Linked DNA regions of Homo sapiens: region 2 is linked to region 1. A link is a loop called in an ENCODE intact Hi-C map of the cell type or tissue named here. Cell type or tissue: ascending aorta. All regions are shown on one strand. Links, peaks and the distances in the headings refer to the core of each region. The heading gives the core; the rest is flanking DNA.

Region 1 (11,735 bases), core at 2,858-7,857:
GATCTCGGCTCACTGCGAGCTCTGCCTCCCAGGTTCACACCATTCTCCTGCCTCAACCTCCCGAGTAGCTGGGACTACAGGCGCCCACCTCCATGCCCAGCTAATATTTTTTATTTTTAGTAGAGACGGGGTTTCACCGTGTTAGCCAGGATGGTCTTGATCCTGACCTCGTGATCCACCCGCCTCGGCCTCCCAAAGTGTTGGGATTACAGACGTGAGCCACCACGCCCAGCCTGCCAGATTGCCTCTTCAGACAGGACGCTGACCCATTCCTCCTCACTGGGTGAGGCCTCCCTGCAGGAATTTTAGCAACTCTAGCCATGGATTAGGGAGGAATTCTGATCTCCCTGGGACTGAGCCCTTGCGGGGAGGAGTGGCTGTGGTCTCTGCAAACAAGCAGACTTAGTCTTTTGTCCTGCTGACTCTGAGGAATCTGGGCAGTCCAGACGAGTGGGATTCCCCCCAGTGCAGCACACTCCCTCCACCAAGGGGGAGGCAAAGCACTTTATTAAGTGGGTCCCAGATCCCATGCCTCCTGACTGGGTGAGACACCTCAACAGGGGTCACCAGACACCTTGTATAGAAGCATTTCCACCAGCACCAGGTCAGAGTCCCTGTGGGACAGAGATCCCAGAAGAAGAGGCAGTCATCTTTTCTCTTCTGCAGCCTCCACTGGTGACATCTCCGGGTGCAGGAGAGACCCAGGAAATTCAGGTCTGGAGTTCACCCCAGCAAACTGCAGCAGCCCTACTGAAGAAGGGCCTGACTGTTAAAAGAAAAACAAACATACAAAAAGCAACAACAACACAGCATCAATAAAAAAATTCCCACGAAAACCCCATCCAAAGGTCAGCAGCCTCAAAGATTGAAGCTAAATAAACTCACAAAGATAAGAATCCATGAAAAAAATGCCAAAATTCAAAAAGCCAGAGTGCCTTTTCTCCTCCAAAGGATCAAACACCTTTCCTGCAAGGGCACAGAACAGGGCAGAGGCTGAGATGGATGGCTAGATGGAAGTAGGCTTCAGAAGGTAAGTAATAACAGACTTTGCTGAACTAAAGGAGTATGTTCTAACTCAATGCAAAGAAGCTAAGAACCATGATAAAACATTACAGAAGCTATTAATCATAATCAGTTTAGAGTGGAACATAAATGACTGGAAGGAGCTGAGAAACACAAAACGAGAACTTCACAATGCAACCACAAATATCAATAACCAAATAGACCAAACAGAGGAAAGAATTTCAGAGCTTAAACACTATCTTGCTAAAGTAAGACAGGCAGACAAGATTAAAGAAAAAAGAATGAAAAGAAATAAACAAAACCTCCGAGAACTATGGGATTATGTAAAAAAGATTAAACCTATGACTGATTGGGATACCTGACAGAGACAGGGAGAACAGAACCAAGTTAAAAAACTTACTTTAAGATATTATCCAGGAGAACTTCCCCAACCTAGCAAGACAAGCCAACATTCAAATTCAGGAAATTCAGAGAACCTCAGTAAGATACTCCATGAGAAGATTAACACCAACACACATAATCTTCAGATTCTCCAAAGTCAAAAAGAAGGAAAAAATTGTAAGGGCAGCCAGAAAGAAAGATAGGGTCACCTACAAAAAGAAGCCCATCAGACTAACAGCAGACCTCTCGCAGGAAACCCTACAAGTCAGGAGAGATTGTGAGCCAATATCAACATTCTTTAAAAAAAAGAATTTCCAACCAGAATTTCATATCCAGCCAAACTAAACTTCATAAGCAAAGGAGAAATAAAATCCTTTCCAGACAAGCCAATGCTGAGGGAATTTGTGGCCCTATGTTTGCCTTGTAAGAGCTCCTGAAGAAAACACTAAATGTGGAAAGGAAAAACCATTATCAGCCACTGCAAAAACACACTGAAGTACACAGAACAACAACACTACGAAACAACTACATCAACAAGTCTGCAAAATAATGAGCTAACATCATGATGACATGATCAAATTCACACATAACAATATTAACCTTAAATGTAAATGAAATAAATGTCCCAATTAAAAGACACAGAATGGCAAACTGGATAAAGAGTCAAGACACATTTCTGTGCTGTATTCAAGAGACACACCTCTCATGCAAAGACATACATAGGCTCAAAATAAAGGGATGGAGAAAAATTTACTAAGCAAATGGAAAGCAGAAATTGACAGGGGTTGCAATACTAGTTTCTGACAAAACAGACTTCAAACAAACAAAGATCAAAAAAGACAAAAAGGACATTACATAATGGTAAAGAGATCAATTCAATAAGAAGAACTAACTACCCTAAATAGATATTCACCCCAAACAGAAGCATGCAGCTTCATGAAACAAGTTCTTAGAGACCTACAAAATACCAAAACAGCATGGTTCTGGTACAAAAACAGACACATACACCAATGGAAGAATAGAGGTATCAGAAATAAGACTGCACATCTACAATAATCTGATCTTCAACCAACCTGACAAAAACAAGCAATGGAGAAAGGATTCCCTATTTAATAAATGGTGGTGGGAAAACTGGCTAATCATATGCAGAAAATTGAAACTGCACCCCTTCCTTACACCTTCTACAAAAATTAGCTCAAGTTGAATTAAAGACTTAAATGTAAAACCAAAACTATAAAAACCCTAGAAGAAAATCTAGGCACTACCATTCAGGACATAGGCATGGGAAAAGATTCATGATAAAAACACCAAAAGCAATTACAACAAAAGCAAAAATTGACAAATGGGATCTAATTAAACTAAAGAGCTTCTGCACAGCAAACGAAACTATCATTAGAGTGAATAGACAACCTACAGAATGGGAGAAAATTTTTTCAATCTATCCTTCTGTCAATGGTCTAATATCTAGAATCTACAAAGAACTTAAACAAATTTACGAGCCAAAAAAAAAAAATCCCATTAAAAAGTGGGCAAGGCCGGGCTCACACCTGTAATCCCAGCACTTTCGGAGGGTGAGGTGGGTAATCACAAGGTCAAGAGTTCAAGACCAACCTGACCAATATGGTGAAACTCTGTCTCTACTAAAAAGTACAAAAACTAGCTGGGCATAGTGGCATGAACCTGCTACCATGTCCCAGCTACTCGGGAGGTTGAGGCAGGAGAATCACTTAAATCCAGGAGGCGGAGGTTGCAGTGAGCCAAGATTGTGCCACTGCACTCCAGCCTGGGCAACAGAGTGAGACTCTGTCTCAAAAAAAAAAAAAAAAAAAAAAAAAAGTGGGCCAAGTGCATGAACAGGCACTTCTCAAAAAGACATTTATGCAGCCAAGAAATATATTTAAAAAGCTCAACATCACTTATCATTAGAGGAATGCAAATCAAAACCACAATGAGATATCATCTCACACCAGTCAGAATGGCAATTACTAGAAAGTCTAGAAACAACAGAAGCTGGCAAGGCTGTGAAGAAATAGGAACAGTTTTACACTGTTGGTTGGAGTGTAAATTAGTTCAACCATCGTGGAAGACAATGTGGTGATTCCTCAAAGACCTTGAGGCAGAAATACCACTTGACCCAGATATCCCATTACTGGTTATATACCCAAAAGAACATAAATAATTCTATTATAAAGATACATGCACACGTATGTTCACTGCAGCACTATTAACAATAGCAAGACATGGAATCAACTCAGATGCCCACCAATGATAGATGCAATAGATAAAACGTGGTTCATATACACCACAGAATACTATGAAGCCATTAAAAGAAATGGCATAATGTCCTTTGCGGGGATATGGATAGAGCTGGAACTCACTATCCTCAGCAAATTAACACAGAAACAGAAAACCTAACACTACACATTTTCACTTATAAGTGGGAGCTAAACAATGAGAAGACATGGACAGAAGGAGGAGGAACAATGAACCCCGGAAGCTGTTGGGAGGTGTGGGAAAAGGGATCAGGATAAATAGCAATTCATGTGGTGCCTAATACCTGGGTGATGGGCTGACAGGTGCAGCAAACCACCATGGCACATGTTTACCTGTGTAACAAACCTACACATCCTCCACATGTATCCCAGATCTTAAAATAAATAAAATTTAGAGTATGATCTTTTACCAAAAAAAAAGGCATGGCCTTTACAAAGTGTTTAAGTCATGAGGGCTCTGCTCTTGTGAACAGATTAATGTCATTATTGTGGGAATTGTTTAGTTACACTAACAGCAAATTGTTCTAAAATAAAGTTCACTCCTTTCTCTCTCTCTGTGTATATTTGCCCTCCACCATGCTGTAATGTAGCAAAAAGACTCTCCCCAGATGTCCACATCATGCTTTTAGAATTCCCAGCCTCCAGGGCTATGTGACATAAAATTTTTCTTTATAAATTACCCAGTTCATGGTATTCTGTTGTAGCTGCATAAAGTGAACTAAAACACTGCACAAAGCTGAGAGAATAATTAGGGAGTATGATGACATGTAAATAGAAACTTTCTAAACTGAAATGCAAAAAACAAATAAAAAAATAGTATCCAAGAACAGTAGGACAATTTCAAAAGGCAGAGCATGCATGTAATTGGAACATCAGAGAGAAAAAAAATAAAGAACCTTGATGAAAAATATTTGAAGTATTAATAATAATGGCCAAGAATTTTTAAAAACTAATTACAGACACCAAATCACAGATCCAAGAAGTTCAGATAATACCAAATATAATAATTACAAAGCATTTCTACCTAGGTGTAACATATTCAGAATGCAGCAAGCTAAAGACAAAGACAAACCTGGTTAAAAAGAACCAGGGTAAGCGGGATACCTTTCCAACAGAAGAACAAGAATAATAATTATATTGGGCTCAATATCAGAAACTTTAGAGCAAGAAGAGCACAATTTGAGATATCTAAAGTGTTCCAAAAAATACCTGGAATCCTAGAGTAAAATAAATTGTTCTTCAAAAATGAAATAGGCCTAAAGACTCTCAGATAAACAAAAACTGAAAGACATTTTTGCCAGGAGGTTTGCCCCACAATAAATATTAAAGAAGCTCTTTAGAAGAAAGGAAAATTTTATAGATCTGTAACTTAGGTCTACATAAAGAAAGAGAAAGTGTCAAAGAAGGAATAAGTTAAAGTAAAATACAATATTTTATTTTTGTATTCTTAATTGATTTAAAAAAAACCTCTTGTTCTAAATAATTACTGTAACAATGAAGTCATTGATTATAGCATATGGTTAAGTGAAAATGAATGACAGTAATATTATTAGAAGTAGGAGTGAGAAACTGAAACTGAGGCTGGGGTTGCCCAGAGCCTTAGGGGCCCATCCCCAACCTCCAGTGTGTCCAGAAGGCAGGACATAGAGTGAAAGATTACTTTTATGCCTCAAGATTTAATGTTTGCTTTGGGTTTTAGACTTACTTGGGAGATGTTACCCCTTTATTCTTTCCTAGTTTTCCCTTTTGGAACGGGAATGCCCACCCTATGCCTGTCCCACCATTGTATTTTGGAAACACGTAACTTGTTTGGTTTCACAGTTCACAGGTGGAGAGCAATTTGCCTCAGAATTAATCATACTTTGAATCTTACCCATATATACTTTAGATGATGCTCAGATGACATTTTTGAACTTAGACTTTAAAATGAATGCAGGAATGAATTAAAACTTTGGGGCTATTGAGATTGAATTAATGTACTCTGCATGTGATGTAAGAACATGAATCTGGGGAGGCGGGGGTAGAATGCTATGTTCTGAACATGTTCCCTAACACTCTTAAGTTGAAAGTTAATCACTAATGTGATAGTATTAAGAGGCGGGGCCTTGAAGACATCATTAAGTCATGAGGGCAGAATCCTCATGAATGGGATTAATGACCTTATAATTCCTTTTAACTCCTTCCAACATGTGAGGCCACAGTAAGAAGTGCCAACCTAAAGCAGATAGCAGCCTTCACCAGACAGTGAATCTGCTAGTGTCTTAGACTTGAACTTAGACTTCCCAGCCTCCAGAACCATAAGAAACACATGTATGTCCTTTATAAATTACTCAGTTTCTGGTATTATACTATAGCAGCACAGAAGAACCTAAGACAACATATTTGAATGTTGGCATTGATTGGAGGTGTATATTATAAACTCTAGTAAAACCACTAAAATAAGATTTTTTAAATTAAATAATTTAAATAATTAGCCAATAAATTAGATAAAGCGGAATTATAAAAATCTTCCATTTACACATGAGAAGGTAGAATGATAAAAATAAGTATGAGAGAAAAAGTTAAAAATAGCTAACAAGAGGTTGCATTATAATTCAGTCATAGCAATAATCATTTGAAATGTAAGTGGTCTAAACAGAACAGTTAAAAACATAGGTTTAAAAAATTACATAGGAAAAGAAGTTTCAAGTGTATATGTCTACAAGAAACCCACTTTAATATAATAACATAGAGTGGCTAGAAGTAAAAAGATGAGAAAATATTTCTTGCAAACACTAACCAAAAGAAAGTTGGCATATTTATACTACTATCGAAAAATTAGACTTAAAAACAAGAAATATTATTATGAATAAATATTATTATGAATAAAGAATATTATTATGCATAATGAAAAAAGAGTCAATTTTTCAAAAAGTTGTTAATGTCCTAAATATGTATGTACCTAAAAACGGAGCCTGAAAGTACATGAGGCAAAAACTAATGAAATTGAAAATAGAAATAGATAAATACAGAATTTTAGTTGGAGCCCCAAACAGTCCTCCAAGTAATTTTTAGCACAAATAAATATAAAAACAGTAAGGATATGAAAGACCTGAAAAACATTGGAATTCAGTAATAGATAACTGGAAAATTCCCAAATATTTAAAAATTAAGCAACAAACTTCTAAAAACCTCATGAATCAAAGATAAAGTCCCAAGGGAAATTTTTAAAAATATACTGAATAGAAATGAAAACACAACATAGATATTTTTAAAAACACAAACGGTCCAAATTTAGGATATGCAGCTAAAGCAGTTCTAAGAAGGAAATTTATGATGTTAAATGCTATAATAGAAACAATAAAAGTTCTCAAATGATAATCTAAGATTCCATTTTAAAACACTAGGAGAATACAAGTAAATCCAAAGCAAGTAGAATAATGAATATAATAAAAGTTGAAATCAATAAAATTTAAAACACAACAATGATAAAGAACACTAATGCAACCAATAGCCCATTCTTTAAAAGTATTATTCAAATTGAGAAAAGTCTAGCCAGAGTGGCAAAAAATTAAAAAATTGAAGACACAAATTACCAATATCAGATACAAAAGAAGGGATATCACCACAGACTCCACAGAGGTAAAATAATAATAAGGGAATGTCATGAATAACTATATTACTATAAGTTCAAAATGAGGATGAAAAGACCAGCAGTCCCCAACCTTTTTGGCACTAGGGATGGGTTTCATGGAAGACAATTTTTCCACAGACGGGGGTGGAGAGATGTGGGGAGATGGTTTAAGGATTAAACTGTTTCTCCTCAGATCATCAGGCATTAGCTTTTCATAAGAACCATGCAAACTAGATCCTTCACATGTGCAGTTCACAACAGGATCCATGCTCCTATGAGAATCTAATGCCACCACTGATCTGACAGGAGTTGAAGCTCAGGCTGTAATGCTTGCTCACCTCCTGCTCTGCAGCCTGGTTCCTAACAGACCACAGACCAGTCAGTACCAGTCCATGGCCCAGGGGTTGGGGACCCCTGAAATAGACCAATTTCTTAAAAGACACAAACTAATAAAACTGACTCAAAATAATATATATAATTTTAATAACTCTATACCTATTAAATAAATTGACTTTCTAGTTTCTAACTTTTCTGTAAAAGAAAAACTCAAGGGTTATATAGTTTCACTGTCAATTTCCACCAAACATTTAATGAAGCTGACTTAGGTCAGCTCTTTTCTTTTCTATCCCCTTCAGTTTGTTTATGTAATACATTTCTAGTATAGTTAAATTCACCTGTCATAGCCTCAAATCAGTCTGCACACCTATGTCCTGGTTGATTTGTTGAAAAAATATTATATACAATAAAATTTAGACATTTTGGTGGATAATTGTATGGGTTGTGACTAAGTTATAAAGATGTATGGCTACAGCTACAGTTTCATACAGAACACTCTCAATGTTTAGTATGTGTATGTGTGTGATAATTTTATATTTATAACTACTTGCAAAAATGGCACAGAATTTTCATGTACCATTTACTCAGCTTTTTCTTCTGTTAAAATGTTACATAACCATAGGAGATTTATCAAAACTAAGAAATTAACTTTGTCACGATACTTTTAACTATAATATAGACCTTGTTTGGATTTAGCCCGTTCTTTCCACTGTGATTTTGCTGTTTGAGGATCCAGTCTGGTATGCTACATCACATTTATTGTATTCTTAGTTTCCTTCATTCTGTGATCATAACTCAGTCTTCTCTTGTCTTTTATGACCTTTGCACTTCTGAAGAATACTTGTCATTAATTTTTTATATAAAATGTCTTTAAATTTGGGGTTGTATATTTTTTCTTTCATGATCAGAATGGAGGTGTTCACTATTGGGAAAAGTAAAACAAAAGTACTGTGCCCTCCTTATTCAGAAGGTATTTGATATTTACAGGTATTGCTAGAGGTCTTGACCTTGATCATCTGATTAAAGTTGATTCACTATGGTGAAATTATTATTTTTCCCTTTGTAATTAGTAAATATTTGGGAGAAGATACTTTGAGATAATTCAAATGTTCTAGTTCTGCTTAAACTTTTCTCAACAATATTACCATCCATGAGTAGTAGTTACTCAGTCTGCAGTAACTTTCTTCTATCTCATCAAGAAACCTAGCTCAAATGACCTACAACATATTTACTTATTTGTTCAACCATAGTATACAAAAACAATTGTTTCCAAACTTCTAAACCACATCTCTGTGAGAAACAATTTACTTACTATAATAATAGTTTACAATATTATTGTTCAGTTCTTTTTATCTTTAGCCGTTTGATATCCATTCAGTGTCTTCACTGATACAAGATAATAAATTGATATTATTTTCTGATGATAATTTATAGTAAGGCTATGTATTTATATCAAGCTCTATTGTTACCTGAAATGTATTATATGGCTTAAAGAAATTATTTTCATTTTTTTAACACATGGGGTCTCACTTTGTCACCCAGGCTAGAGTGCAGGGGTGCAATCATAGCTCATTGAAGCCACAGCCTCTTGGGTTCAAGAAATCCTCTCACCTCAGCCTCTTGAGCAGGTGTGACTATAGGCATGTGCCACCATGCCTGGTTATTTTATTATTACTACTATTTGTACAAACAGAGTCTCACTACATTGCTCAGTCTGGCCTCAAACTCCTGGACTTGATCAATGCTCCTGCCCAAAGTTCTGGGATTACAGGCATAAACCACCACATGTGTCCAGCATTCTTAATTATTATATTGTCACATCATGTTCTTACTCATGATAAGGCACCTACGTTCAAATTATTAGAAAGAATACATTTTTATATGAAAATAAGTCACCAAACTTCACATGAAAGAAAGAAAAGTAGAAAAATTAAGCAGCAATTTTACATGGGTGATTTAGTGGAAAAAAAGGTCATTTAAAAAGACATATAAGTCTGCCCATATATCACAGGATCTATGTTGAACACAATTACCAAATCTTCTAAATTTTAAGTAAAAGAAAATGAAATTAGGTTCAGATTCATCTCATTGTCTTTATATAATGATATATATATATGTGTGTGTGTGTGTATATATGTATATATATAGTACACATTTATATAGGCTCTTTAAAATCTTTATTGCTCCCTGAAATTTATTAAAGAATAGTCATAGATATCTAAGCTTAATGGCTCTTCAGAAATTGGACCAAGTACCAAAAAAAATCAGATAAACAATATCAAGGCAATAAAGTGAGAGAACAAAATCTTTGTCACAGCAAGTAAAGAGAGATCAATGTTTTCCATGTAACATAAGATAAAAGCATACAATCAGGCATAGTTTTTTTTTCTTGGAAATATTGCATTAACTTTAACTTTACTAAAATATGTGCATAGACAAATATATAATGATATAAATAAGTTTGAACATTAGACACTATTTTAAATAGCATTTGTTTTGACTCATTTGCTGTCTCTTTTCTTCATAAAATATACTGAACATGAATGAGAAATGCTATTGTATTTATGAAAACTAAAGATGTTTTAAAAAGCCTTGAAAAAGCTAAGGCACTAAAAATACTTGCTGGTGAATAGATGTGGGTGACACAACTACAAAGGATCAGAAACGTTAAAAATATACTGCATTTAGTATATTTTTACAAGAGTCTCTGAATTCTCACTTCACTTTAAAAAAACTGAAAATGAAAATTGCAAAAAGTATGACATAGGTATGTTTTATAAAGAAAAAGTGATCAATATTTGCACTCAAAATAGGGAGAAGAAGCTTGGCCCTATAACAAAATATAGCAGAATAAATATATTTTTATATATGTGACTTTTTAGAAAGCTAAGATGATTTACTTTTTCATTTAACCCAAACTCCTAGTTCCAACGAATAAGAGAGTTTCTTGCCCTTCCTTCATTCCCAGACATGAGGGACAAGGATTTTCATTTCATGCCATTTGTTTTCATACTTGTCTTTTTTATTACTTTCAAGTATTTTGCTTTTGATTTTCAATATATATTTAATATTTTAGTGTTCTTTCTTGTACCTTATTTCACTAAATTGTTATATATATGCATTTTTTTCTTATTTATTATATTTACTTTTTATCATATTTAGTAGAAGACTTTTTTCACCTCCTGTTTTGATTTGTTTATTTAATTTTATTCTCTTATCATCTTTGACTATTTCTTCTCCATGGGTGATTTTTCTGTATATTTTTCTTAGTCTTTGTATCTCATTTTTACATAGAAATTTTGGAATTTGTGCTTTGTCATTCATATGTAAGAACATAATATAATTCTAAAAATATAATGTGGAGCTGTGTGTACATGTGCGGAATATATGAAATATCCAACTTCACCTTAGGACAAATGAAAAAGCAATCTGCCACTGTGCTGGTGATGTTTAAACACCACAAAGAGAAAGGGCCAATGCTAACATTAGAATTCTCAGTTGACTGCCATTTTTTTCAATATTAGAAAATAATTTTTTATGTTGTTTTGTTTTTAATTTTGCCAAATGGTTATTTATTTGCCTGTTTGGGGTCCAGGGTTACATAGTTAACTGCTAGTGTTCTGTGCCATAGGTAAAATAAGAGTTGGTTTAGGTATATCAGGTTTACTTGTTCCTCTTCAGCCCACATCTCAACATCGTTACACTCAATTCTCCAAAGCTCTCTGGAACCGATTCGCTCCCTATTTTGATGCTATGCTCTTAGGTAATAAGTTAAGCTGTGATCTCAGCTGCTCTGCCCTCTTTCTTTACCATAATTTAAAGAAATTGCATAAACTACATGAATACTTTTGTTCTTTTTGCCTTCTTGAATAAAAAAACTTTCACGTTTACTTTTAAGTCTCTACTGTTAAACATCTACTAATTTTATTTATACATTTCTTTTTTAAAACAAAATAAAAGTTTTTTTTAATTTTAGATTAATTATTTCTTCTAAAAAATGGGACACATGTGCAGAAATGCAGGTTTGTTACATAGGTATATGTGTGCCTAGGTGGTTTGCTGCACCCATTGACCTGTCCTCTAAGTTCCCTCCCCTTACCCCCTGCCCC
Region 2 (11,735 bases), core at 4,552-9,551, 600 kb after region 1:
ATGAAACCAAGGTAACCAAATGCAGTGTAAATCAACTGCAGATACTATTGACAAATACGTTATTACTTGCTCTATATTGGAACACACTTGTCCTAGTCAACAAAGAGTTGTTTGCTTACTAATCCTATAATACCAAGATTTCAAAGGACAAGTTCAAATTTCATTGTCTTCCTTAGATTGACAAGATTACAAATATTATCTGATTATGATCAAGAAAGGTCATTCAGTTTCTTAAGCAAAGCATAAGAATTTTCAAGCACTACAGAATACTATTTGATATTAATGCTGATATATATAGCACTACACAGAAAAACACATAAACAAAAATAGCATTTTAATGTTTTTCTAAACATAGTAACATATCTATCAGATATTTTAAAACAGGGCCAAAGCAATCTCAACCTATTCTCAAACTTTAAATGGCTAAGAAGCTCCCCAGCTCACTGGCATGGAGCTGGGTGTGGAATGACAGTGCCTAGTAGGCCACTTTATTTTTTAAATAATATTTTAAAAAAAGAAAAAATAATAAAAAAATTTTAAAAGAGGATCAATTTGAAAAACAAAAGTATATTATTAGTCTGTAGAAAAGAAACTCGAATCCATGCACAGTCTGGAAAAACATTTTTTAAATCAAAAGAATATTTATTTAATGAACATACTTGATTGTTACTTCTATTAATATCACAAGTGATTTGAGCTCTTGAGCAAGTTTTAGTTTTTAAATTCCTGATAGTATTCTGTTACATATTGATTTATATATATTTGTGTATATGTTATCTGCATATATAAAATAAAATAATTTTTCAAAATTATGAACACTCTGGTTTGTCTAACACTATCTAGATTATCTAGATTATCTAATACTTAACTCTAGTATTTTGGAGTTAAGAATAGCAAATTACATAAATTTTAAAAAGTAACACCAAGCTTCTTATCATATATTAATCTCACTGCGTAATGACTTTTTTAAAATTTTATATTAAACTATGTAGAATGCTAAGTCTGACTTTGATTATAATATTTCACTGATAATTTTCCTGTTTAAGTCTGGAAATAAATTACTGATCAGTGAACTGTTGAGGAACGGAAACGTCAGCTGAAGCTGGGATTAAGGAATCTGACTGAGAACAGCATGTAAAACATGTAAATGTTTCACTAGACACCAGAGAAGCTCACTCCTTTATCCTAATTTTGCAAGAAGATATGTGAAAAGAAAAAAAGAAAGGGAACTAGAATGTCCCTGATACACATTTACATACTAACTAGGTAGAGGCTACAGAACCAGAGAGAAGATTGATACTTTGACATGATAAGTGCTGCCTATTTATTAATAGAATGATGGGGGAACATAGATTTTTTTAATAGTAGAAACGTCTTTAAGAGTAAAATTATTATGAGCCATTATTTATTTCTAAAATAAAAATATACTCAATTTGAATAGCTGATATAATTACATTCCAATATACATTAGAACTAATATCATTTTTCTTCACGACGACTAAATATCATTTTCTAGATAAGGCAATATACAACCTTTCACATATTTTTTTTGCACCTAGGCCCAACTACTCTTCTAATTGTGAATATGACGATTCCACACATAATTTTAATAATCTAGTATGTCAACATATATTAGGATACTGCTTGATTTTGGTAGAAATTACTTTTACGTAGTTTTTACTCCAATGTGCCTATTTTCCTATCTGGCAAGTATGTTTTTCTTCTGCCTCTTTCGATTATTTGAGTTTGGTTAAAATTTCCTTAGATTATGTAGTAAAGTTCACACAAGTTGAGAATCTGTATTAAAAATAAACTATAGCATGTGCATGGCAAAAAAAAAAAAGTGAGGATATAGAAAAAGTTTTTTGTTCAATGAACAGTATCACTCTACAGAGGCAATAAACATGTAAATAATGTTCTTAATAAATCTATGAATTAATCCTTTTAAAGTGGAAGTCCTTTAGTAATAATATACAGCTTCATATAACTAGAAGGAAAGGTAAGGTGGCTCAAATTGTACATAAATGTTTCACCAGTATTATTGATAAGTGTACCTATTTCTCAGGAAGAAAAATCAGACATAGAAACAAACATTTAAAACAACGTAAATAGTAAATCAATAAACTTCAGATAAGTAACAGAAAAATTAATTAAAAATTGATTTTTTCATTTGTTATGTAGTTATATAGTTTGAGAGCTACATAAATTTATTCCATTACGATTCCTCACCTTTGGAAGATACTGTATAACTAACATTTTATCTTTTATCTCCTGTCCCTAGTCCCATTAAATATAGCACTTTAATTACCAAGTAAGCAGAGGCATATTTAAGTTTTGTTGTGATAAATGACTTTATGATGCACAGGGATGCCAGATATTACAGTAGCTAGGATATATTAAAATGCATAACTTTAACACTGCTCTTACAATTTTTTAATAGCTCAAATTGGCAGCTCAAAAGTTAATAAGTTTAACTTAATTTTTCTTTTTCTCATTCAAATGCCTTACTATGGAAACTGTGGGATTTTAGAACAGAAAATTACAGACCAAAACTCAATTAAATTAAAAAAACAATTAAATAGACTTTAGGGATACAAGTGCAATTTTGTTATGGTGGTGTAGTCTGGATTTTTAGTGTAACCATCACCTGAATAATGTAAATTGTACTCATTAGATAATTTCACATCCCTCACCTGGCTTCAGTCTTCCCACCTTTCAGAGTCTCCAATGTCTATTATTCCAAACCTCAGTTTTGAAATTTTGGTAATATCTAATAAATGTTTCAACATATACCTTTTACTTGCAATCTCTTTTTCTAGTTATTTATTTTTTCCACTTTTCAGAAATAATCTGTTCTGCAAGGGATGATAGCTGATGTGATAGACTGCCTGTTATGCAAAGATATATTTAGACAAATTTTAAAGTACATGGTTTTCAACTGGCAAGTAACTTGTCCTGTACACTCACAGGCAGTGGATATTTCCATTGAGACCAAATTGTGATTTCAAAAATTTTAGAATTCAATTTGTGCTACTTTTTCGGTGACTGTCATAATACAATATTGCGTGAACATTTCTTTTTGTGCAACAAGCTTTCATTCAAAGCGTTTATTTTTTTCCAAATATGATAAATTAATTTTAAAGAAGATATAAAACTTTTCATTTTTTGAGATTTCTAGTCCTCTTTTAACGACTTAAAATACATTAATTGTAACCACAAAAATTGCAGTATGTTTTAGAAAAACATGGTTTTGAAGCAGATAGTTATTAACATAACTCACTCATGAAAAAAATCAAAATATGCCCATCAAAATTTTCTCCCTACCAATAATCTTTCAAAATGTATATATTTTTCACCATTTCCTCTCAATATTTCATCTTCTATATTGCCTCCAGTTATAAATCTCTGCACATTTTCAAGTTGCAGCTCAAAGTTTCACCAGTGAATAAGGTTTTATAAATACTGGTGTAAATCCATTTTATATATAAACCCAAAATCAAACTTGGCAATTATCTAAATTCTTAATGGAGTTTGGAAATAGGTATTTGTGTTTATAATAAACCAAGAATTCTATTGCTGACACTGTAGTAATGCACTGGCTTAATGCATTTCAATGGTATATTTTATCTACTAATTTGAAATTATTGACCAATCAAATCACTTTATTTTTAAAATTCATAGCCAAATTTTGACCATGCATTATATCTATAATTAGTTAGAAACTAAACATATTTGGAAGATAAGTTCTCCTATAACTGAAAGAAAAAATTATTGAAGAGAAATTTGACAATTTTCAGAGAATGTCTAACAAGTAATTCAATCACTTATTAGGATTATCTCTTCAACATATTTTTTTAAAGGCACAAGGTATTAAAAATAAATCTATAATTAAGCTTAGCATTATTGACAATGTAGGTATTTTATAACGGGAAAAGCAACCTCTCACTACTAAACAGATCACTTTAGATATACCTCAAATAATATTAAAATGTTTAAGAATATACAATTTAAAATATTCTATCTGTATCCTAAAATAGAAGAAATAATTATGCTTTAATGATATAATAAAGTTGAAAATATATTTCTTTAAAGTCCAATTCTTTGGCTGTTTAAGCTGTGATTAATCAGTTTTTCCTCTTGTGATGGTTTATGTCTGCATTTGCCACTTCTCCTTGGACTACTGCCATATCTAACCAATACATCAATAGTTCACTGAAAAAAACGGGAAGCACCTTGACAAGGCTATAGAAAGAAAGTGCCACAGAGCAGTGGTCAAGGCGAAGAATTTCACACATGGAGCCAGGTGCAGTGGAAAACTGAAAAAGCTTATGTGATTCTCTGTGCAGCTGCCTTCGTGTTTAAAGCCCTTCTATGAACAACATTGGTGACGGCAAATGGCTTAGAAAAAAGAAAAGCAAGAAGGAGGGGGTGGAAGATAGAACAAAAAAAGAAAACTATTCATAAAAGAATAAATAGAAGGCATATCTAAATAAATAATACAGAATAATGTTAATGTAGAAAAAGAAATAGGAATAAAGAAAAAGGAAGTTTAAACAGGTGAAGCACTAAGCTAAATAGTCTGTACACTATAGTGTGGAATATGGTACAAACTGAAAGAGAGAATTCGGAGTCTCTATCTTTCCAATGTTAGTTTTGCTTGATAATCTAACTTTTCCCTACTAAAACCTAGTTAAGTGAGATTTGCTTATTATAACACAAGGTTTTTTTCCTATCCTGAACTTAGAAAGCTATGCTATGAGTAATATTACCTAATTTTGCAAAATTGGAAAATCATTAATATCTGGCTTTACAATGAAATAAAACAGATTTATCTGAAATGGGCTTAAATTTTTGGAAATAGTCTAGCTGCCTGATGTGAGGTTTATAGTACATAACAGCAGTATGGATTGAAAAAAGTCTTTAAGCAAATGCATTTTAATTCTCTGCATTTGAGGTTTTATACTTAAAAAAGAAAACACTTCAAAATTATTCTTACAATAAAATTAGACATTAAATCTGATTGCAATTCAGCACACAAAGGTGCAATCACTTCTTAACATAAGTGCTTTATTACAATCCTAAAATAGCTATTATTGTGCCCAGTATGTTGTGGCTGCCGTGTAACTACTAATAAGATACATAAAAGGATTGTTAATTCTGTAACACTTTTACATGTTTAAGAACTTAAAGATACAAAAAAATTTTAACATTTTGATAAAAACAAAAACTGCCTGGCTGAAATGTTTTCCACAACACATTTTAACATTTTAGTATTCTTTTAAATGCTTTGACATCTCCAATAATTTGAAAGAAACATTACAGAAATGGTAACACTGAGTGACTGTGAAATAAAGTAGCTACTGGGAAGATGCACTGATAAGAATATGTTCTCATCTATCTTCCAAATTTGGCTCTTTTGCAGATGTTTATTCATTTCTCTTTCTTCAGTTAGGTTATTATGGGTCATTATGTCTGAGGGACTAAACTAATTGAAATGTTCATTGAGATTGAAGTGCTACAGGAAAAACAAAGCGGGGCGTGTGGGGTGGGAAAGGAGTAAAATGCATCCAAAGAAACATGCAACAGATACTCTTTAAAACATTAAACATTTTGTTTTAAAAGTTTTAAAAGGTTGACAGTTAAATTAGAAACTCTGAAAAAGAACAGGAATGAGCAATGCTAAATGTACAGTTTTTAAAGATAACAATAAATCATATGCCATATATAGGGCAAAAATGAAAGGGACTTTGTACGCACATATAAACTTCTGGCAAGATCTGGTTTGTTGTCAGGTTCCCAGACACTAAATAGATGCTCTGTTCACTTAGCGTGAAGGCCCGCAAGGGGCAGAGACCTCCGGGGATTCTTGGCAGTTCTCAAGTCTCATTAGGCCTGCATATTAATGACTCACAGCAATATAAAGAGACCCTTGAGCAGCCTTTTTTCCCTTCCTCCTGCCTGGGTTTCCCAAGGCTAAGGCAGCCACAGACACAGCACACATTAGCCAAGTGAGAGGCTTGTAGCAACCACTGCTGCCAGGCCACCATGGGGTGTACGCTGCCCTTTGACACACTGCCTCAGCACCATCCAGAGGTCCACAAGTGTGTTAAGGAATGGGTGCTCTCGAGGACTAATATCACCTTGAAAATGAGAACCTATCACTCTATGGTTATATTATTAAGTAAAATAAAGGTCCAGTCTCAAGAGAGTTGAACCCAAAGACAGTCTAAGATCGACATTTTCAGGAGTTAGAAAAGTTGACTAGCCTTTCTATTTCTTCATGTGTCAAATAAACACAAAACTAGATAGAAAAAGTAAAATATTCAACAAACACCCTTCAAAGATGAAAACCAAAAAATTAGGAAGGACACCAGAAGTTTATTAAATCATTTTCATTTTAACATACATATTTTATTTCATGTAAGAGTTTCCTTTTAGTATTAGTAATAAGAGTTACCAGGATCTCATAAAACTTGACTTTCTAAAAAGAAAAGTGAAATAAAATGAATATATAGCACATTGAAACCTATCAGTGACTACCATCAAGCCCACAAACAAATATACTCAGAGTTCACCTTTTGATGTGTCATGGACCCTGTTGAAAATATGAAGAAACCAAGGACACTTCAAAAAATACACATTATCACATATTACCTAACGTTCTGAAGCCTAAGACTCAAGATTAGAAACTCTGTTTTCAATCCATTAATGACTTTTAATCACCATTACTTTTCTCATTCAATACTTGGTGGTGTGTAAAATGCATTGCCCTGGAAAACAAGAAATGTGGATTCTAGTCTTCAATCATCCATTTATCTTCTTGTGACCTTGTGCAGGTCAATCAATTTTATTTATCTTCAGTTATCTCATCCATAAACAAGTTTAAGAATACCTTAATTGACTGAAGACTGGTAACTGGACCAAGTGAGAGAGCTATGTCTTTCTGTATGCAATGTGTCCATTAAAGAACATTACATAAGCAAGATATATTTCGTATTCTGACACTCTCTACAATGAATTCCTAACATTAACTCTCCAAAGGAACATTGCATTTTTACAATTCTCTTTAAGTCTGCAAATATCAAAGTAGAGTGACACTATTTTTCTGTAGAGTTACCAGCATTAGACCTATGGAAAATTGCCTAGGACATCATCCTTCCTACGTTTATTTTTAAAAACAAAAACTATAAAAGTTAGCATTTAGATTGCCCTTTGATCACACTTACCAGCTGACTGGGCACGGTTGGTGGCATCATGATCACTATCTCCCTGTTCACTGTCTCCATGACCACTGTCCTTAGAGCTTACTATGTCGGCTTCCTGGAATGCAGAACTAGAAGTACAAAAATGTGAATATTAGAATAAAAAAGGTGAAGAAACACAGAAAACATTCTTCTGCCACCACATGGTCACAGATGGTGCTGCAGACTCACAGACCTCTTAGTTGGCTTTGTTTCTGCATAAAGCTAGTTTTTATAGCCTAAGCTTAACTATTTAAAAATGATCGATTAACAGTCATTTTGAGCACTTAAGTCATGTAAAGTTTAGGCATTACTCTATAATTGGAGCTAAATACATGTTTATATCATTTTCATAAAATAGATATAAATATACATTTGGAACAGTGAGGAAGACTATCGGAAGCTGTGTAGGAGTGTAAATTGACAAAATATTCAAATATAGTTTAAGCGTTGTATATAAATGAAATATAATGTATAATTTTTAATGTATTGTCTAGGAAACACAATATAGTTCATATTTATGTCCTGCCTTAATTGAAAATATTTTATACATTTCAATTTTAATTTAGAATAATATACCTACTTCCTACTTTTACTAGGTTGTAAATTGTCCATTACTGCTAGGGAAAAAAAGAGTCCATACCTGTTAACTCGGCGAGGTCTGTCAACTAGATAGCTGAGCTCTGCTCGCTGGTGTTTAGTCTAGGAAAAAAATAAATAAATCAAGAGCATTTGAATGCTATGGGTTGAACTAGCAGTCTACTTTTGAGGTTAGGAACTATATCTAGCTTAAGTAATTGTATACATTTTTATGAATTTCCAAGCTCTCCTAAAACCTCATCCTAGTGATTGCTGTGTAAGGGCAGGGGAGATATGCAGGGACACTTAAATCCACATTTTAGTCACTTGTAAAGGTTAAAAAAAAATTGGCTAACTTTAAATGTGTGTGTGTTTTTTAAAGAGAAAATGCAAATGACCTCATGGCTAGAGCTCATATACTATTGTCTCTAACAGAGTCAACCTGTTTATATTCTGCTGTCTTTTCCTTCAGTGGCTTAAAAAAGTGTTTAGGTGCATACTGGTTGACACAAGAAAAACAGCACGCTCAATAAGCAAAAAGTTTGGATATTTCATGGAATTATGTTGTTGTTTATTTTCAAAATGTGCTTAAGATACAAATGAGCTGTACAAATATTCATGAAAGTCAATTAATAATATCTAAGACTCAAATAAAATAACCTGCCAGGAAAGGAGTTCATAATCCTGCCCGCCCCCCACCACCCCCATTCTTTTCCCCTCCAAAGGCCCTCTGCATTCGCCTCCCCACCTCTACCACCCACACACCTTTCCGGTCCAAGCTTTCTTTCACATAAACCAACTTTGTTCTCCCCCCAACCCCCACCCTCCGACTTTGTCACTTCTCCATCCTTTTAAAAAGAAGTCAGAATTGACAAGCCAAATTCTTTTATGAAGAAAGCCAACAGCGTGATTTATCCAAAACAGTGGCAAGAAGGTGATTATTAGCTAAAAAGATATATTTAAGACAACAATTGTTTAAGCCTTTCGTTAGTTTACTCTTAACAGGGGTTTGTGCCAACGCAGCTTCATTCAAATTCACACTGTGTGGGCGCTCGGCTTCAAGAGCGTCTGTAAATGCTGTCCAGAGCCGAACTGAAGGCTTTTTTTGCAACCCGAGTTCAGAGGAGAAGGATCTGGTAACTTGTTCACTAAAACATGAATTCGAGGTTAGACAACTGTGTAAAGTTAAACAATCTATAGCTTACTTGTACACGCGACTAAAAGCATCGTTAAACAAAGCAAAATAGAGCCAACTTTATTAATGCCTGGGACAGACGCAAAGAAAAAAGACCTTTGCCAGTGCTAGAAAGTAAGTCCCTCCTCCACATTTCCCTCTCCCTTCACGCAGTTTCCCTTCATGCCCAGGTTACTGAGAAGGGAAAGGACTGACAGGATGGAAGAGCAAAGGAGGGAGCTCCAAGGTGGCAAAGTACCAAGGGGACGGAATGAAAATAAATGTGAAAGGGTGGAACAACGCGAAAGTTAGGTTACACACGAAGGAGTGGGAGAAGGTGACCGCCCATCTCTGCTCCCACAACGATACACATAAGCTAATATCCTAAAAATAGATACAGTGCACCAGAGATACAAGGGCCGGGCTAGAGGAGGCTTTCTGATGGAGGAGATGAGAGATGGTGGTCCTTTCGCTTCAGCCTTACCTCGTTGGACAAAATGCTTCCGTTGGAGATGATATCAGGCTGCTGGTCGGTGTAACCGGTGACGATGGCCCCGCAGGGGTTGTGCTCAGTGTCCGTACTCCGCGAAGGGCTGCAGGGCTTAAGAAACATCAGGTCGGTCTTGGCGGACTCAGGGGTCAGGCATACCTGATAGCAGTAATTCTGGTTGTGGTGGTGGGAGCCAAAGCCCCCGGACTCCTCTATCGGCACCTGGGCCGGGTTACTGGGTACATTGGAGCTCTGCACCAGCATGATGTCTGACTTGCTGAGTTTCTTCTTGCGCGCCCGGGCTTGGCGGCCACAGCAGGTCGAACCTCCGCCACCGCAGCAGCAGCAGCAGAGGCAGCAATCGCTGGCCAGACAAGTATAGATGTTGAGCTTCTTCTCTTTTTGGCAACGCACGGCCAGCACGATCATGGCCAGCAGGAAGATGAAGGACACCGAGCCCAACGCGATGATGAGGATGAGGGTGAGGTCTAGCGAGGTTTCCCCGCCGCCAGAGCGACTGGGGCGCTGGTGCTCTCCTGACCCTCCGCCTCCGCTCCCGCCCCCGCCCTGGGGCTCCACGGCGCCATCCACCAGCTGAACCACCAGGGTGGCGGTGGAGGAAAGGGGCGGCTGCCCATGGTCGCGCACCTCGATCACCAGCTCATAAGGCCGCTGGGGGTCGCGCTTGGCCGGGACTCGGCGTGCTGTGCGCAGCTCCCCGGTGCGCCAGTCCATGCGAAAGAGGTTCATTTCGTTGCCACGCACGATGCTGTAAGTGAGCCGGGCGTTCTCGCCGTCGTCCGCGTCCACGGCGGCCACGCGGGTGAGCAGGTAACCCGGCTCCGCCGAGCGGGGCAGCACCTCACGCGCTGGAGTCCCGTTGCGCCCTGGTAGAGGCGCCACGATGGCAGGGGCGTTGTCATTTTGATCCACTATGAGGATGTTGACAGTGGCGTTACCAGCCAGCGCCTGGGGGCTGCCAGCGTCCCGGGCTTCCACCTGAAAACTGAAGTCCTTCAGCTGCTCATAGTCGAAGGAGCGCAGGGCGTACAAGTAGCCGTTCTCAGAGTTGATAGAAACGTAGGTGAAGACGCTCATGCCCTGGATCTGGCACTCGAGGATAGAGTAGGCAAGCTGGGCGTTGGCGCCCTCATCCCGGTCGGTGGCGCTCACCGCGTAGATGTAGGCGCCAGGCACGTTGTTTTCAGTCACATACACGTCGTAGACCGGCTGGCTGAAACGCGGCGCGTTGTCGTTCACATCCGACACTTGTACCTGGATCGACTTACTGGTGGAGAGCGCAGGCTCGCCCCGGTCCCGAGCCACTACAGTCAGGGTGTAGGAGTCCCCCGCCTCTCGGTCCAGGGGGGCTTCGGTAACGATGGTGTAGTAATTCTTAAAGGAAGACTTGAGGCGGAAAGGCACGTCTCCCAGTAGCTCGCACTGCACCTGCCCATTCTCCTCTGAGTCGCGGTCAGTCACGCTGAAAAGGGCCACCACAGTGCCGGGCGCCGCGCCCTCACTCACCGCTTCCTTCACGGTGCTGAAGCTGATCTCTGGCGCGTTGTCATTAGCATCCAGTACTCGCACTAGCACCTTGCAGTGCGCAGGCACGGCGTTGGGGCCCAGGTCCTTGGCTTGCACGTACACTTGGTACACTGGGCTCTCTTCATAGTCCAACTCGCCGCTTACCTCCAGTCTGCCAGTGCGCGGCGAGAGTCCGAAAAGCTCCCGCGCCCGGGGCGAAATGTGGCTGCTGAAGGAGTACACGACCTCACCGTTCTGGCCCTCGTCCGGGTCGGTGGCGTTGAGCTGGATCACGAGAGTGCCTGGGGGAGAGTTCTCTGGTAGGGACACAGTGTAGACGGGTTGGTCGAAAGCGGGCACATTGTCATTGGAGTCCAGCACTCGGATGGTGAGTAGGGCCGTGCCGGTGCGCTGCTGCTGGGGGGGCAGGCCTGCTCCCCCGCCACCTCCCCCTCCTTCTCCTACTCCTCCCCCACCTCCTCCGTCCACCGCGGTCAGCACGTAGCGGTGCACCGCTTGCTGCTCTCGGTCCAGTGGCTTCTCCAGCACCAGCTCAGCGAATCGGTTGCCATCCCCCTGGGTCTGCACGTCCAGGGAGAAGTAGCTGTTGGGGGTGATCTCGTAGTCGCGCAAGGAGTTGGTGCCCACGTCTGGGTCGAATGCGCTCTCCAAGGGGAAGCGAGTGCCTGGCGTGGCGCTCTCAGAGATTTCCACCGTCAGGTCT

What was found. Peaks named below come from ENCODE experiments on the same cell type or tissue, not always from the same donor. Only the 100,000 strongest peaks of a DNase experiment are listed, where the experiment ranks them.
Region 2: it touches region 1 in a loop (3-fold over the local background); 1 of 110 quality-filtered maps calls a loop at or near these places.

The regions. Positions count from the first base shown.
Region 1 is chr4:133,748,269-133,760,003 of GRCh38, reverse strand. No RefSeq gene overlaps it. Among named protein-coding and RNA genes, the nearest start is that of PABPC4L, 450 kb to the left of the region's middle. In ascending aorta, for the core only: no CTCF peak of the experiment used is centred there; no DNase peak of the experiment used is centred there; H3K4me3 peaks cover 332 bases; H3K27ac peaks cover 397 bases.
Region 2 is chr4:133,150,515-133,162,249 of GRCh38, reverse strand. PCDH10 (protocadherin 10) reads right to left here. Exons shown (of 5, transcript NM_032961.3): 1 at 9,479-11,735; 2 at 7,885-7,943; 3 at 7,227-7,333. Among named protein-coding and RNA genes, the nearest start is that of PCDH10, 7.1 kb to the right of the region's middle. In ascending aorta, for the core only: a CTCF peak has its summit at 7,404; DNase peaks (open chromatin) are centred at 7,389 and 9,549; H3K4me3 peaks cover 2,637 bases; H3K27ac peaks cover 1,699 bases.